Linked DNA regions of Homo sapiens: all the other regions are linked to region 1. A link is a contact called in ENCODE Hi-C or POLR2A ChIA-PET data. All regions are on one chromosome and are shown on one strand. Each heading gives the region's core, a stretch centred on a gene start or an enhancer-like site at or near the end of the contact. The rest is flanking DNA. Distances are from core to core; before and after follow the strand shown. Region 1 has its middle 11 kb from the start of MGAT3. Region 2 overlaps MRTFA (myocardin related transcription factor A). Region 3 holds the start of JOSD1 (Josephin domain containing 1). Region 4 holds the start of DNAL4 (dynein axonemal light chain 4).

Region 1 (3,603 bases), core at 304-2,803:
AACTGGGCAGAGCAAGCCAGCTTCTTCATTGGCACGGCGGTCCTCCAGACATTTGGCAAGGGTCCCTCCACCACTTCTCCTCCCAGGTTTTTTTTTTTTTTTTTTTTTTTTTGAGACGGAGTCTCACTCTGTCACCTAGGCCGGAGTGTGGTGGCTCGAACTTGGCTCACTGCAACCTCTGCCTCTCGGATTCAAGTGATTCTCCTTCCTCAGCCTCCCAAGTAGCTGGGACTACAGGCATGTGCCTCCACACCCAGCTAATTTTTTTTGTATTTTTAGTAGAGACAGGGTTTCACCATATTGGTCAGGCTGGTCTTGAACTCCTGACCTCGTTATCTGCCTGCCTTGGCCTCCCAAAGTGCTGGGATTACAGGTGTGAGCCACCGCGCCCGGCCTCCTCCCAGGTTCTTTAGCGCCTCCTCCTATGACATGGTTTCCAGACCTTTCCATCCCAGTTACTCTCCATTTGCCCTCCCCCGACATGTCCTGACTTGCATAGATGCACACAAAGGGTCTCTCACCTGCCTTGGCTGCCCTGCGCTCCGTTAACACGGCCTGCATCTGCGGCGAGAGCTCTGGCCACCACACACACTTCCTGCCAGTTGCTCTGCGAAGTGCAATGAACTGCAACTAGAAAGCTCAGGGGCTCAAACAAATTCAGGTTTAAAACAACCTCAGCCACACTATGGTATAGAAAAGGGAAGGAATAGGAGGCGGAGCACAGGCACTAGCGGAGCAGGTGCAGTTCGGGCTCCGGAAAGAGCACGGGGATGATAACCACAGAAGCAAACCCACATCACTGACCACGGGCTGGCATCATCCTGCATTGTCACGCCAGGCCGTGATGTTGGGCATGGCAGCTAACAAGACAGACCTGGGCTACCTGGGCCCAACTCCGAGATTCACTGACTCACTGTGTGACCTCAGGCAACTTGTTTGCCCTCTCTGTGCCTTCATTTCCTCATCTGTAAAGTGAGGAATGTCATAACAGACCCCGCCTGACAGGGCTGTTGGGAGGCTTGCATGAGTTGCTAGATGCAAAGTGCTTAGAACGGGGCCTGGCACAGAGCAATCGTGTCTGCCCTTCCTTTCTCCCCATTTTTCAGATAAGGAAACAGGCATGAAGCAGTGAAGTTAACTTTCCCAAGATCAGGCAGCTAATGAGTGGCAGCACCTGTGCTGGGAGGCCACTGAAAGGTTCACGAGGCCTCTAGGGGTTGGAGGAGAGGAAAGATCCACCCTGGTTTCCCCCCTGCTACCCTCAGTGAACATCACTGTCTGGGGACATTTGCTGCACTCCAGAGTCTGTGAGGCCGAGGCGGGGCCAGGGAGCGGCTGCTGTGTGGCGCCCTCCGCCTTTCGGAAACCCCAGGCAGGGCCAAGTGTTATCACCTGCAGGAGGAGCAGGCCCAGCTCATTCCCGGGAAAACACCCTCAGGGACGGGGACAGAGCCGGGGCCTCTGGAGGAAATGGCCTTTGGTTACGCTGGGGCCTGTCCAGAGCCCGCTTATCCTCCTCTACTCACCCCCAGCTGGGCCTCGAGCCTCCTGGGCCTCTTCTGCAAGCATGGGGATCACCATACACTCTGCTGCCCTGCCCCACTGGAGGCTGCCAGCAGTTAAGGACGGCTCTGAGGCTTGGGGTCCTTGGGTGGGAGATGTCTGCCAAGATGGCTGCAGGGTCCCCTCCCTCCCCGGCCCTGGCAGCATGTCCACCATTTTCCCCTCCCTGCAACCTGGGCAGGCCTGTGACTTGCTTTGCCCACTAGGATGAGGAAATGTCCAGGCTAGGCCTCAAGTGGCCTTGCAATGTCCTTTTCCTCCAGCTTGGAGGTCAGCAGCTATGGAGGGAAATCCAGGGGGAGAGCGGCCCTGGACCACACAGGGAAGAGAGGGGCCGCCTCCCCCAGCTGTTCCAGCCACCCCTGCCAGGCGTTGGGCCTGGGAGGGAGGCCAGGGGGCCGCCCCAGCCAACACCGCAGAGACAGTGACATGGCAGGCGGACCAGGCACAAGGCCTGCTCCCACCGGAGGTCTGGGTGAGTTACATCGCCTTTCCTAGATTTGGATCCCCCCAAAGAGGGACAGTAAAAGCACCAGCATGGTCTGGAGTGATGGTGCAGGATGAGCGAGCCTTGTGAGTGGTGCTTGTGACACTGGCCCAGGGGCTGTGTCGGAGAAACACCAGCCGTTTTCACTACTATTAGAGGCTTGGAGACGGCTGAATCCAGGCAGACCCTCCCCGGCTGGACAAAGTCTCCAGGGAACGGAGCAGCAGGATTCTAACAAGGGCTGCTGCTGTGGGGACACTTACTGTGGCCATGTCTCAGCATGAACCACATCACTTTTGAGCCTTCCACCGTCTCATGAGGGGTATGACGTAGCCCCCACTGACTGCAGCTGGCAGGAGAGAGACTGTTTCTAAATCAGGTCGGGATGAAAGTCACTCCTTCCTCACAGGGCCAACCCTCCAGCTCCTAGGAGGATTCAGGGCCCTGGTGATTCCTGCAGTGTTCTTGCCACCAAGCTCATCCTACAGGTGGACAAGCTGATGCTCAGAACTGGAAAGTGACTCGTCCAAGATCACACTGTGCTGCCATGCAATGTGATGGCCATGTGGAGCTGGTGGCCTGGTCCAGGCTGGCCAGGCTAGGACCAGACTCACAGCTCACAGCAGTCCTGACAAGGCTAGAGGGTCTGGAGCCATGGCCCTGAAGGCACAGAGAAGGCGCCCCGTGGATCCCTTCTCAGATTCCTCCTGTTATCCCCCTGGCGCGTGTTGCTGCTGGCTGTCAGAGGACGCGCTTAGGTTTCCTTGTTTGTTGTCTGTCTCTCCACTGGGCAGGGCCTTTCTTTGGTTCCCAATCAGAGCTGAGCGCACACTAAGTGCTCGATGCATATTCGCTGGAGGAATGATTGGATGTCGCTGGTCTGAGATGGATCAGATGGGGCCAGACTGGCAGTGGGGAGAGCTGGCAGAGGCGCTGGGAAACAGGGGAGGTAATGGTGGCTGGGGTGGAGATGGGAGGCTGGAAAGAGGAGATGAGACCTGCAGGACCAGGTGTTGTCTGGGATGTGGCATGGGGAGGGAGTTGTGGGGCTGACTCCCAGAGGTCTGATGGGGAAGGCTGCCCCTAGACTGCCCGCCCCGACAGCTGGGCTCAGAGGCTGGGTTCCAGGCGTGACATCACTAGGCAGAGGCCCTCAGCACCCTTCAGGCCCGGACTCGTGCCTCACCCTGAGATACGCCCATCCCCACCCCATCTCCTATTCCTCAAACTCTTGATCCCACTTCTGGGCCCAGGATGCCTGGGCCTCTTCCTGGAAGACTTCCCTGATTCTCCTGCTGCTTCTGCACCCTGCCCCCCAGTGATTTCTCCTTCTGCTAGCTCTTCATTCATTCATTCACTCACTTCATTACTCACTCAGGAAACAATTTCAAGACTGGCCCTATGTCCCCACGGAGACACAGAGATGACCCTGCTCCAAGGGAGACAGATTCAGAAGCCAAACCATGGCATGACTCAAATCCTAATGCTCTTAGAAAGAAAAAAATTCTCATGGATTCTGGGGTTGTCGTCAGTCATTTTTATCACAGTGTTTC
Region 2 (3,603 bases), core at 597-3,096, 990 kb before region 1:
AAGATGTTCTGGTGAATTGTTCTTCTAGAAGTTGGGTTTGTGCCTTTGGGTTTGTGCCTTACCCTTTGGGGATAGCCAGTGTGGGTTGTTGAGGCAGCAAGTCAGCCAGGGTTTTAGACAGAGAATCTCTGGCTGTGGTACAGAAACTAGCTGGCCTGTAAGTGAATCAAGCCAGTGATTCAACCAAATTACAGCATTTGGTGACAGCAACACCTGAATATATCGACACATATACCATTTGGTTCAGGGCACTCTCACTGGTGTTTCTTCCTTACAAGGGTTCTGAGAGGTGGGCAGATTCTCACTCTGGAAGAAAATTAGACCCAGAAAGCAGTCAAAACCCATGTCACCCAGCAGTAATTGGTAGCACTCAGTACTAGAACACAGATCCCTTGACTGTCTATCCAGAACTTCTGTGAGGTTTCGAACCCGGTTGAGAACCAGAATTCTGGCTGTTTAGATGAAAGTTTAGAGCTCTGCCGCAGAATCCTCCTGTCCTCCTGTCACTAGTCACCTTGTGTCCGTTTCTTACAGAATACTCACTAATTCATCGAGTGAATAATTATTGAGGGTATACTGTGTGCCTGGTATTCTAGGCACTTGGGGAATGCTGTGAGTGACTAAAAAAATAGACAAAACCCTTGCTGTGCTCTGATGGGGACATGTTGTAAATGTAAACGTGGGAGACTGAGAGTAAACAAGAAAAGTATGTAGTATTCCGCCTTTTTTTTTTTTTTTTGAGACGGAGTCTTGCTCTGTCTCCCAGGCTGGAGTGCAGTGGCACTATCTTGGCGCACTGCAACCTCTGCCTCCTGAGTTCAAGTGATTCTCCTGCCTCAGTCTCCTGAGTAGCTGGGATTACAGGCACCCTCTACCATGCCTGTACAAAAATGTTTGTATTTTTAGTAGAGACGGGGTTTCACCATGTTGGCCAGGCTCGTCTCGAACTCCTTACCTCATGATCTGCCCACCTCGGCTTCCCAAAGTGCTGGGATTGCAGGCGTGAGCCACCATGCCCAGCCAGATACGTAGTATTTATATAAAGACTGTCAAGACAGTGATGAGTGCTGCGGAGAAAAATGAGGCAGAAAAGGAAGCTGGGGTGGGGTGGACAGTGTCCGTTTTCTCTTGATTCTTTGTACTTACTGTCTCATGCATGTGCTAAGCTTTCCAAGAGCCAAGGTTACGTGTGATGCATCACACCCGGGTTCCTGCAGAGCAGGACGTTTGGAGTTGAGCTAGCGTTACACAGTAGAAGCAGGTGCAGGGGGTGTCTATTTACCCACTGAAATGCCCACGACCTGCCCATGTAAGAAGTGGGGAATCCTGGATAGTGCCCAGGTAGGTTGGGGAGGTAACTTGTACTGGTTTTTCTTTGATGTTATTTGTTAAATCTAGAGCTCCCCCTTCTGTTAGAAGATGGGATCTCAGTAGTACTTTTAAGACTGTAGTTTCTTTTTTATCTTAAGATTCACAAAAAATTTTTAAAAATAAATACCACTGGGACAATTGAAGCTTTCTTCTGGGACTGCTGTTGCTGAGGCCCAGCCCCCCGCTGGGGGTGGAGAGGAAGGAGGAAGAAGCACAACGGCCCAGGCAGGATAGGGTCCTATCTATGCTCTCTTGCTACTTTTAGCAGCTCCTTAACCCTGCACTCCTACCGCAGCCAGCAGCCTAGCAAAAGTTATCTCTGCTCGCAGTTTCACAGCTCTTTGGAAATTCTAGGGCAGGAGAAGTGAAACTGACCACAGTCTTATAAATTTCTCTCTTATTGCCTCTGTTCCCTACTTGAAGTGAGTCAGGCCTTTCCCTCTCATCCTCAGAGTGTCTTAAGTTGCTATTTGTCCTTACAGCCAAGTTTTTGACAAAAGGAGTCAGACCTTCCATTCATGGTGCAGCCTTTCTGGAGGCTCTTGGTTTGGTCTTGCCACCTGAGTGTTGTTTGCAGAAGTCGAGACTTGTGGTCTTTGTGTGGTATCCCCAGAATAGAGCTGAGCCCTTCGTCTCAGCTGTCGGTTGTGTGTGTTCCTTCACATACAATTGCCATGGGGTTCTTTTAGTCCTTAGAGATGAAATTCAAGTTAATTTTAGCAGCACTATAAATAACAGGTGCAGTGAAGAAGGAAATAGTGCCGAGTGGACATATATCTTTTTGGTTTTAACTGTCCCATTGAAACAGTTTGGCCACTTTATGATTCCTCGTGAGGTTGAGGAAGTAAGGTTAATTTGGCATGCATCTGTGCCCCTTCCTGTGTGCAGGTGTCCTGAGAATAATGTGAGGCCTAGCAGGCGTTCTTGGAGTCCTAGCTGAAGGGGGATTTGCGGCTGACGGTCCAGTCATGGGCCAGGGTGTTTGTTAAAGTTACATTCCATGGGTGCACTTTATATAGCCCAAGCTTAGGCAGTGACAGTTCCCATTAGGAGTCATATTTTGGTTTCTACCAAAACTGTTTGAATGGGGTAGCTAAACCATAAAGATACATGCTTACTCAGGTGTCATTGCCTTCACTTCAACTGATATTTATAGTACTACTAACAGTAATGTGATTTTTTTTTTTTTTTTTTGGGGGACGGTTTCTCGCTCTGTTGCCCAGGCTAGAGTGCAGTGGCGCAATCTCGGCTTACTGCAAGCTCTGCCTCCCAGGTTCACGCCATTCTCCTGCCTCAGCCTCCCTTGTAGCTGGGACTTCAGGCGCCCACCACCACCACGCCTGGCTAATTTTTTGTATTTTTAGTAGAGACAGGGTTTCACCATGTTAGCCAGGATGGTCTCGATCTCCTGACCTCGTGATCTGCCTGCCTCAGCCTCCCAAAGTGTTGGGATTACAGGCGTGAGCCACCACGCCCAGCCAGTAACATGAATTTAAGATGCCTTCTCCACTGAATATCGTAGCACTAGACATGATGCTTCGCTTGAAGGTAATCTTTACGGTTCTTCTCTCAACAGCTTTGAAAAGTCCAGCCGCATTTCATGAGCAGAGAAGGAGCTTGGAGCGGGCCAGGGTAAGGTACCTTTTTTCCCCCTCAGAACTCCCAAAGAGCATTTTCAGAGCTCATTGCATTGCTGGTTATATTTCCATTTAGAGCTTTCCATAGAACTCTGAGGCCAGAGCCTGCTAGACTCTAGGGCCAGCCCTGGCCTTGTGGTTTTAAATGGAAAGCTCTGCTTCTCCTACTTCATCCCTTCTCTCATTTACCTCCCATGGTGATTATATGGAACATGATTGGAATGAGGTTTCTCTTTTTGTACATTTAAGGATATGGAATGATCACCCGATCCTCCTTGCCTGAATTTTGGAGTGCTTTGGAGACCACTGGTATTTCCCCATCTTTAATTCCACTTAACGTTTTGTAGATGTTGGGACACAAACATTAGCCAATGGAAAAGCTTCCCAAGTCCGGGGTTACACTGGCCACACCTCACAGGACGGGCATTCCAAGGGGCAGGAAACCTTCTTGGTCTCCATCTGCCCAGAGTAGGTGGTATCCACTTGACTCTTGTGGAAAGCAGAAACTGGCCCACACTCCAAGCCCAAGTTTTCTGCCACAGCACCTTACTTGCGTCCCCATCCCAACTCTGTTTCGGTTCCCCAGGGGCCCCTG
Region 3 (3,603 bases), core at 448-2,947, 750 kb after region 1:
AATTAGCCAGGTGTGGTGATGCATGCCTGTAGTCCCAGCTACTCAGGAGGCTGAGGCAGGAAGATCGCTTGAGCCCAGAGGCTGTGGGTTAGCCGTGAACGCGCCACTGCACTCCAGCCTGGGAAAGAGAGCAAGACCCTGTCTCAAAAATAATAAAACTTCAGGCCGGGCGCGGTGGCTCACGCTTGTAATCCCAGCACTTTGGGAGGCCGAGGCGGGTGGATCTCAGGAGTTCGAGACCAGCCTGGCCAACATGGTGAAACCCCGTCTCTACTAAAAATACAAAAATTAGCCGTGCGTAGTGGCAGGAGCCTGTAATCCCAGCTACGCGGGAGGCTGAGACATGAGAATCGCTTGAGTCCAGGAGGTGAAGGTTGCAGTAAGCCGAGATCGCCCCGTTGCAATTCAGCCTGGGCGACAAAAGTTAAACTCCATCTTAAAAAAAAAAAAAAAAAAAAAGGCCGGGCACGGTGGCTCACTTCTGTAATCCCAACACCTTGGGAGGCCAAGGCGGGTGGATCACCTGAGGTCGGGAGTTCGAGACCAGCCTGACCAACATGAAGAAACCCCTCTACTAAACACACAAAATTAGCCGGGCGTGGTGGCGCATGCCTGCAATCCCAGCTACTCGGGAGGCTGAGGCAGGAGAATTGCTTGAACCCGGGAGGCGGACGTTGCGGTGAGCGGAGATCATGCCATTGCACTCCAGTCTGGGCAACAAGAGCGAAACTCCGTCTCCAAAAAACAAAACAAAACAACTAAATTTGAAGTGCAACAGTTTCTTCTCGTTTTTCCAGTTTTACAGAAAACCCAAAAGAAGGGCAGCTAAGGTGGATAATGATGCCTACCACGCACCCTAAGAGTAGGTAAAGGGGAAAAAATGAAATCCACGTGGGACTGCGAGTAGTTTTCGCCTTTTCCCGAAGACGCACACAATGCGCTTAGGTATACCTCGCGCAGAGGTCTCTGCAGAGAGGAAAGCCACCGTGAGAAGAGCGGGGAGCCCCCAGGCAAGAAGGCAGTGGCTTGTGTGTAGTGAACCGAAATGCGACACCAAGGAACTGCAACAGGATTCTCCTTTCCACTTGAAATGTGACTCCCAGCGAGACACCTACCCTTGACGCTCCCTGGACAGTGCGGCACGGTCGGGCCCACTAACCAAGGCAATTTGCGCCCGACCGAATCAGGTGCTTCAAAATCCCCCCTGGTGAGCCGCGCGTTAACCACACATAAAACAGTCAACGCAGAAGGAGCGAGAACGTTCGGCCGAAAAGCCCGGCACAGAGAAGGGAGGGGTGCTGAAAGCCGCGGACTGCAGCCGCTGGCCTGGCTGCCGCCCCGAAACAACGCCCACGCCCGGGAGAAGGGCAGGCTGGCGTCCAGGTAGGACTCCCTCAGGCCGCCCCGCCAGGGGCCGCGCCGAGCGGAGCGGCTGGACCCCAACCCTGCCGGCCGCCGCCGAGGTGCGCAGCCCGCAGCCCCACACCCACGGCCTTTGCAACACCCCAACCGTTGAACTGCGCCCCTACACGCCCGGCGTCTGCGGCTCCCAGGCCGGTGCCGATGACGTCAGACTTACGTCAGGCGTGACGCCACGGCTGGGAGGAGTGAGGACGGCGCGGGAGGGCGTTTCCGGAGCACGCGCCGGGCGGGGGCCGCTGACGTCGGGCTCAGGTGCGCGCGCCCGCCCGCACGGCCCAGTTGGCGGCGCGCACTCCAGGTGGCGGCCGGCTGCGGTGAGGGGACCGCCAGCGGCGAGCAGTCCCGGCGGCCCTGGGGTCTGCGGCCGGGGGCGCGGCGGGAGGGCGTCTGGGCCTGCGCTCACGTGACGGGCGGGGAGGTTTGTGTAGGGGCTGCGAGCCGGGTGGGCGCGGGCCCGGGAGCGCGAGGCTGACTGTCCGGCCCCACCCCTCGCGGGCCAGCCCTTCGCCGCGCGGAACCTTCCCTCGGGCAGGGGCCGGCCCCGCCGCTCACTTCCCGCGCCCGCTCGCCGCTGACCGGAGTTGTCTCCTCCTCCGCAGGGCCGCGGCCAGAGGGCTAGAATCCGCGCCTTCCGAGGGAGCCGCGCCCTGCGGGCCCCACCGTACCCGAGGGGATGGAGGGCTGCCCCCGAGGCCCCCGCGCGGCTCGCGGTCCCACGCCTGCCGGCCCGCGCTAGCTACTCGACTCGTGCGCTAAATTTATCCGTCACCCAGGCCTTGTCTCCCGAGTCATTGGCGTCGTGGTTCAAAAGAAATGGAAGAAAAGGAGCGATGTGACCGATTGTGTTCGGTCCTCCTGCTTTGAGGCCTGGCATTTGCAGAGGGAAACAGCAAGAAAATCGTGGGGATTTTGGAGGGGGGTGGGAGGGAAGGGTGGGGAAACGGAAACAAGGTCTTACATTTTATGTGTTTTTTTAAATTCTGCACTTTGACAGTGGTAGCAAAATAAAAGTAATCCAAAAGTTATTTTTCTATTGAGAAGAGAGAAGAGGTGGGTTTTATTTTTTTCCTTTTGATTCCAATCTTTTCTCCCAGTGACAAAGCATAAATCATGGACACCAGAGAATAAGGTGGACCTCAGGAATCCGGAAAAGACTGAGAAGCTTACATTCTTCCTCTAGAGGGAAGAGTGGGGTGTTTATAGCCATCTCTGGAACCTAAAACAAAAAACATGAGTTGTGTGCCATGGAAAGGAGACAAGGCCAAATCTGAATCATTGGAGCTGCCCCAGGCAGCACCCCCACAAATCTACCATGAGAAACAGCGCAGGGAGCTTTGTGCCCTCCACGCCCTCAATAACGTCTTCCAGGACAGCAATGCCTTCACCCGGGATACGCTGCAAGAGATTTTCCAGAGGTAGGGGACCCTTCTCCTTGGCATCTTGATACTGATATTTCTGGATTTCTGTGGGTGGGGCAGTGTCTCAGCTTCATAAACCTTCAAAGCTGTAGGTATTAGCTAGATTGCGTTAGCAGGTATAAGGGACACAAGACATGAAAAGATAATCACTACCATTTATCAGGCACTTACGGTGGGCTAGGAAAGTACTCATAGCCTCAGCTGTGTTTTCTTGAGTGATCTTCAACAGTCCCGTGGAATACGTGTTAATATGTGATGTTATTTCCATTTTACTGATGAAGACACATTTAGTTCAGTACCTCGCCCAAGATAACAAGACTTGGAGCTGGGGTTGAATTCTTATATCTATGCTGTTGACCACTATGCTATAATGCCTGTAAAGCTCTGCTGCCGAGGAGTTTACAGTCTAGAAGTGGGACTAGATACGTACACGTTCAGTCACCTGTCTTTAAAGGTGGAATGTGGTGGGTACCACAAGCAAGATGTATAAACAATGCTCAGCTTTTCTGTGAGGCCATGTGCTGGCAGTAGTGCTGTTCGTACATTGCTTTGTGAAGCTCTCCCAACAGTCATTTCACTGCCTGTATTATGCTGATAGGCAGAAAGGTCAGGTAATATGTCCAAATAGCTTCTAAATAGCAAAGCTATAATTTGAAGTTGACTCCAGATCTCTTCTTTCTCCTTTATTCTAGATGGCCTTTCTTACCCACTTAGAACAAATGCCACCCCACAGGTTAATAGAGGTTCAGGTTTTGGCCAAGTA
Region 4 (3,603 bases), core at 321-2,820, 650 kb after region 1:
GAAGGACTCCCCCCTGTTTTCTGATGGAGGCAACTGGGTCGGGGGTGGTGCCATTTACTGGAATGGGGAATGCAGGAAGAGCAGATTGGAGGGAGATGATCAATTCAGTTTGGGACACACTGAGTTTGAAGGGCTTGTGGAACATTCTGGTGCACATGGCTAGGAGGCAGTTGAATATGCTACCCAAGCATTCAGGGATCAGAGGTTTTAAAGATAATTTTGTGGGTAGGGGCTTGGCAAGCGAGGAGTGTTGATTGATTAAGTCGAAGATGGAATACTGAGGGGGTCGAAGTGAGGTTTTCTTGCTGTCTTCTGTTCCTGGGTGGGATCACAGAACTGTTTGAGCCACATTACTGGTCTGGGTGGTGTCAGCTGATCCATCGAGCGCAGGGTCTGCAAAATATCTCAAGCGCTGATCTTAGGTTTTACAATAGTGATGTTATCCCCAGGAGCAATTTGGGAAGGTTCAGACTCTTGCAGCCAGAGGCTGCTGTGTGACCCCTAAACCATAATTTCTAATGTTGTAGCTAATTTGTTAGTCCTACAAAGGCAGACTGGTCCCAAGGCAGGAAGGGAGCCTTTTTGGGAAAGGGCTATTGTCAATTTTGTTTCAGAGTAAAACTATAAACTAAATTCCTTCCCAAGGTTCGTTCAGCCTATGCCTAGGAATGAACAAAGACAGCTTAAAGGCTAGAAAGGCAAGATGGAGTGGGTTAGGTCTGATCTCTTTCACTGTCATAATTTCCTCAGTTATAATTTTGGCAAAGACAGCTTCAATGCTAGTAAATGTGGCAGTGGGGTTTCACCCCAAGTACTCATCACAATAATAAAGGTTTAAACTACGAAGTACCCAACTGACCCTTTGATCTACCAATCAAATAATAGAATCCGCCAGTTCTTCCCCTTTCCCCTTTTCCTTCTCCGTACTTTCGGATTAATTTTCCCTCCCAAGGGGAAGAAAAGGCAGGCTCTGGGCAACTGTGTCTGAAATTAGGTGGTACAAATGTCTCCTAGTGACTAGAGCTAGGTGACCATACAAGGGTGTGGCACAGAGGAAGGAGCCCCTGGGTTCCTTCTCCAGGGAGATTACCTCCATCCTTTACCAAGTTACTTAACCTCTCTGAACTTTAGTTCAGATGGGATGACGAATATTATCACCTAAAAGTACTGTAATGAGAATCAAGTGAGATATTAATTGTACAGCCCTACAAAAATGCTAGTTATTATCAGGCTTTTCAGATCCCAATAAAGTAGTGGCTAAGTGTCACGACACCAACAAGTTGCATTTGTTATTTCAAGTGACTAAAAGAACCTCCCAAGGCAGTACTGCTTTTCGAAGTTTGTTTCCCTAGAAAAAGAACTTCAATGTGTCCCCTGCTCCTCGGGCACGCTTAAGACAACTATAAGTGAAGTCCCGCCTCCCTGGCCTCTAAACCACGCCCCTGTCCTTGCAAACGCCTGACTTATAAGGGCCTTTCACTCTGATTGATACTTTTATCCACCAATAATAAGTGAAATTCTCGTCAACGTCCGGTGAGGGGGCAGGACTTCCTTGCTGGTTGCTAAGACACTCTTGTTTCGCTCCTTGACAACCCTGGCGGGGGTTCGCTGGCTGCGGCCCCGGCTCCGGCCCCCGCAGGAGCAGGTGAGGCCCCGGGGCGCGGCGGGCAGCCAGGCGGGGAGGGCCGGCCCGGAGGGAGGGCGGGAGGCAACGCAGGGCGGAAGAGGCCTCGCCCGCCGCCGAGGCCCCACCTCGGTCTCCTGCCTGCTGTTCCCCTGCCCCAGGTCTTCCCATCCTCAACCCCCACCCTCACCCCCACTTCGGGACCTGCGAGCTCTGTCGTGACAGGTTTGCCATCGCGACTCTGCCGGCTGCTCTTCCCCACCCACCCAAGGCCTGCCCAGCTTCGTGGTCCCGCGTCCCCCTTTAGCCGACTTCCCCCAGCACCTTGATCCCTCGACCTTTCGCGGAGTAATTCCCTCTCCCGCGGGGTCGCCATCAACTAGGTCAGACCGCTCTTGGCTTGGAGAGTTGGCGACTTACTGGGATTCTGGGCTGGTCATTTCCCCTGTTTGGGCCTCAGTTTCCCCATCTGTAAATGAGAAGTTGAGTTGAGTGATCTCTAAGGCCTCTTCCACTCTGACGTTCTAGGATGTCGTTGTTCTTTGACCCAACTTTAGGCTTCCGAGAGGATGTGCTCCCCAATGGGAGGTATCGTGTATTGTGAAAATAACTTGGCAAACCTAATTTGGATTCCCAGTCTCAAGACCTACCCTCCCTGCGCTTTTAATCAGTGCATATGTAAAATCAGTATACGTCGGTGCATCTCCTTTGGTAATTCTGAGGCTAATATGAAGTACAGAGTCCAGTCCAGTATAGATTCAGTATTTGTTAGTTTCTTTCCTTTGTCTCTTCACCACATTTTCCCTCTCTGGGAAATGTTATCAACCCGGTCAGCATGAACTGTCATTTCTCCAGTTGACCCTCTCTGATCTTCCTCCTGGGCTTCCATGGTTAGGGTTACTTAGGGGTGGGGAGGGGACAGATGGAGATTGAAATACAGTCATGTACCATATAACAACGTTTTGGTCAAGAAAGACCACAGATACCACGGTGGTGCCCTAAGGTTATAATGGAGCTGACAAATTTCTATCACCTAGTTACATAGCTATCGTAATGTCAAAGCAAAATGCATGACTCACGTGTGTGGTGATGCTGGTGTAAGCAAACCTACAGTGCTGCCAGTCATATAAAATATAGCACATACAATTGTGTACAGGACATCATACTTGATAATGGTAATAAATGACTGTTACTTGTTTATGTGTTTACTATCCTACACTTTTATTGTTATTTTACAGTGTACACTCCTCCTACTTATAAGAAAATAAAATTTAACCGTAAACAGTCTTAGATAGGTCCTTCAGGAGGTATTCAAGCAAAAGGCTTTGTTATCATAGGAGATGACAGCTCCATGCGTGTTATTGCCCTGAAGACCGTCCAGCGGGACAAGATGTGGTAGTGGAAGATAGTGACACTAAGCATCCTGACCCTGTGTAGGCTTAGGCTAGTGTATCTGTGTCTGAGTTTTAACAAAAAAGTTAAAAATGTTAAAAATAAAAAATAAAGGCCAGGAGCGGTGGCTCACGCCTATTAATCCCAGCACTTCGGGAGGCCGACACAGGCAGATCACCTGAGGTCAAGAGTTTGAGACTAGCCTGGCCAACATGGTAAAACCTGTCCCTACTAAAAATACAAAAAATTAGCCAGACGTGGTAGCGGGCACCTGTAATCCCAGCTACTCAGGAGGCTGAGACAGGAGAATGGCGTGAACCCGGGAGGTGGAGGTTTCAGTGCGCCGAGATAGCGCCATTGCGCTCAAGCCTGGGCAACAAGAGTAAAACTTTGTCTCAAAAAAAAAAAAGTAAAAAAGAAATAGAAAATTTATAAGTAGAAAAAAGCTTATAGAATAAAGATATAAAGAAAGAAAATATTTTTGTATAGCTGTACAATGTGTTTGTGTTTTAAGCTAAGTGTTACTACGAAAGAGTCAAAAAGTTAACAAAATCAAAACTTTTACAAAGTAAAAAGTTACAGTAAGC

Evidence for each region. Hi-C counts contacts between places; a loop is a spot of excess contacts on that map. ChIA-PET counts read pairs that join two places held with the same protein, here RNA polymerase II (POLR2A). Pooled maps may share reads with other maps.
Region 2: a pooled map shows a loop between it and region 1 (7-fold over the local background). The contact joins two enhancer-like sites. A Hi-C loop is called at or near these places in 2 of 50 pooled maps.
Region 3: a loop to region 1 is called in a pooled map, with 4 times the contacts of the local background. The contact joins the promoter of JOSD1 here to the enhancer-like site in region 1. A Hi-C loop is called at or near these places in 3 of 37 single-sample maps with no recorded cell type and 3 of 50 pooled maps. POLR2A ChIA-PET finds 5 or more read pairs at or near these places in 1 of 52 experiments (activated CD8-positive, alpha-beta memory T cell).
Region 4: a pooled map shows a loop between it and region 1 (4-fold over the local background). The contact joins the promoter of DNAL4 here to the enhancer-like site in region 1. A Hi-C loop is called at or near these places in 1 of 50 pooled maps. POLR2A ChIA-PET finds 5 or more read pairs at or near these places in 3 of 52 experiments (H1, Panc1 and activated CD4-positive, alpha-beta T cell).

What each region holds. Positions count from the first base shown.
Region 1 is chr22:39,444,216-39,447,818 of GRCh38, reverse strand. No RefSeq gene overlaps it. Among named protein-coding and RNA genes, the nearest start is that of MGAT3, 11 kb to the left of the region's middle. RefSeq lists a silencer at 1-160 and enhancers at 385-574, 805-854. Within about 2 kb of position 1,553, at least 9 of the 41 ENCODE cell types and tissues checked have a DNase peak (open chromatin) inside an H3K27ac peak, as active enhancers do.
Region 2 is chr22:40,434,899-40,438,501 of GRCh38, reverse strand. It overlaps MRTFA (myocardin related transcription factor A), which reads left to right. Exons shown (of 15, transcript NM_020831.6): 5 at 2,948-3,003. Among named protein-coding and RNA genes, the nearest start is that of SGSM3, 66 kb to the right of the region's middle. RefSeq lists enhancers at 1,472-1,521, 1,592-1,641, 1,762-1,891, 2,152-2,211. Within about 2 kb of position 1,846, at least 22 of the 41 ENCODE cell types and tissues checked have a DNase peak (open chromatin) inside an H3K27ac peak, as active enhancers do.
Region 3 is chr22:38,699,037-38,702,639 of GRCh38, reverse strand. JOSD1 (Josephin domain containing 1) reads left to right here and starts at 1,697. Exons shown (of 5, transcript NM_001360236.2): 1 at 1,697-1,840; 2 at 2,022-2,837. The coding sequence starts at 2,653. RefSeq lists a silencer at 1,231-2,190.
Region 4 is chr22:38,792,110-38,795,712 of GRCh38, reverse strand. DNAL4 (dynein axonemal light chain 4) reads left to right here and starts at 1,570. Exons shown (of 4, transcript NM_005740.3): 1 at 1,570-1,645. RefSeq lists a silencer at 1,379-1,828.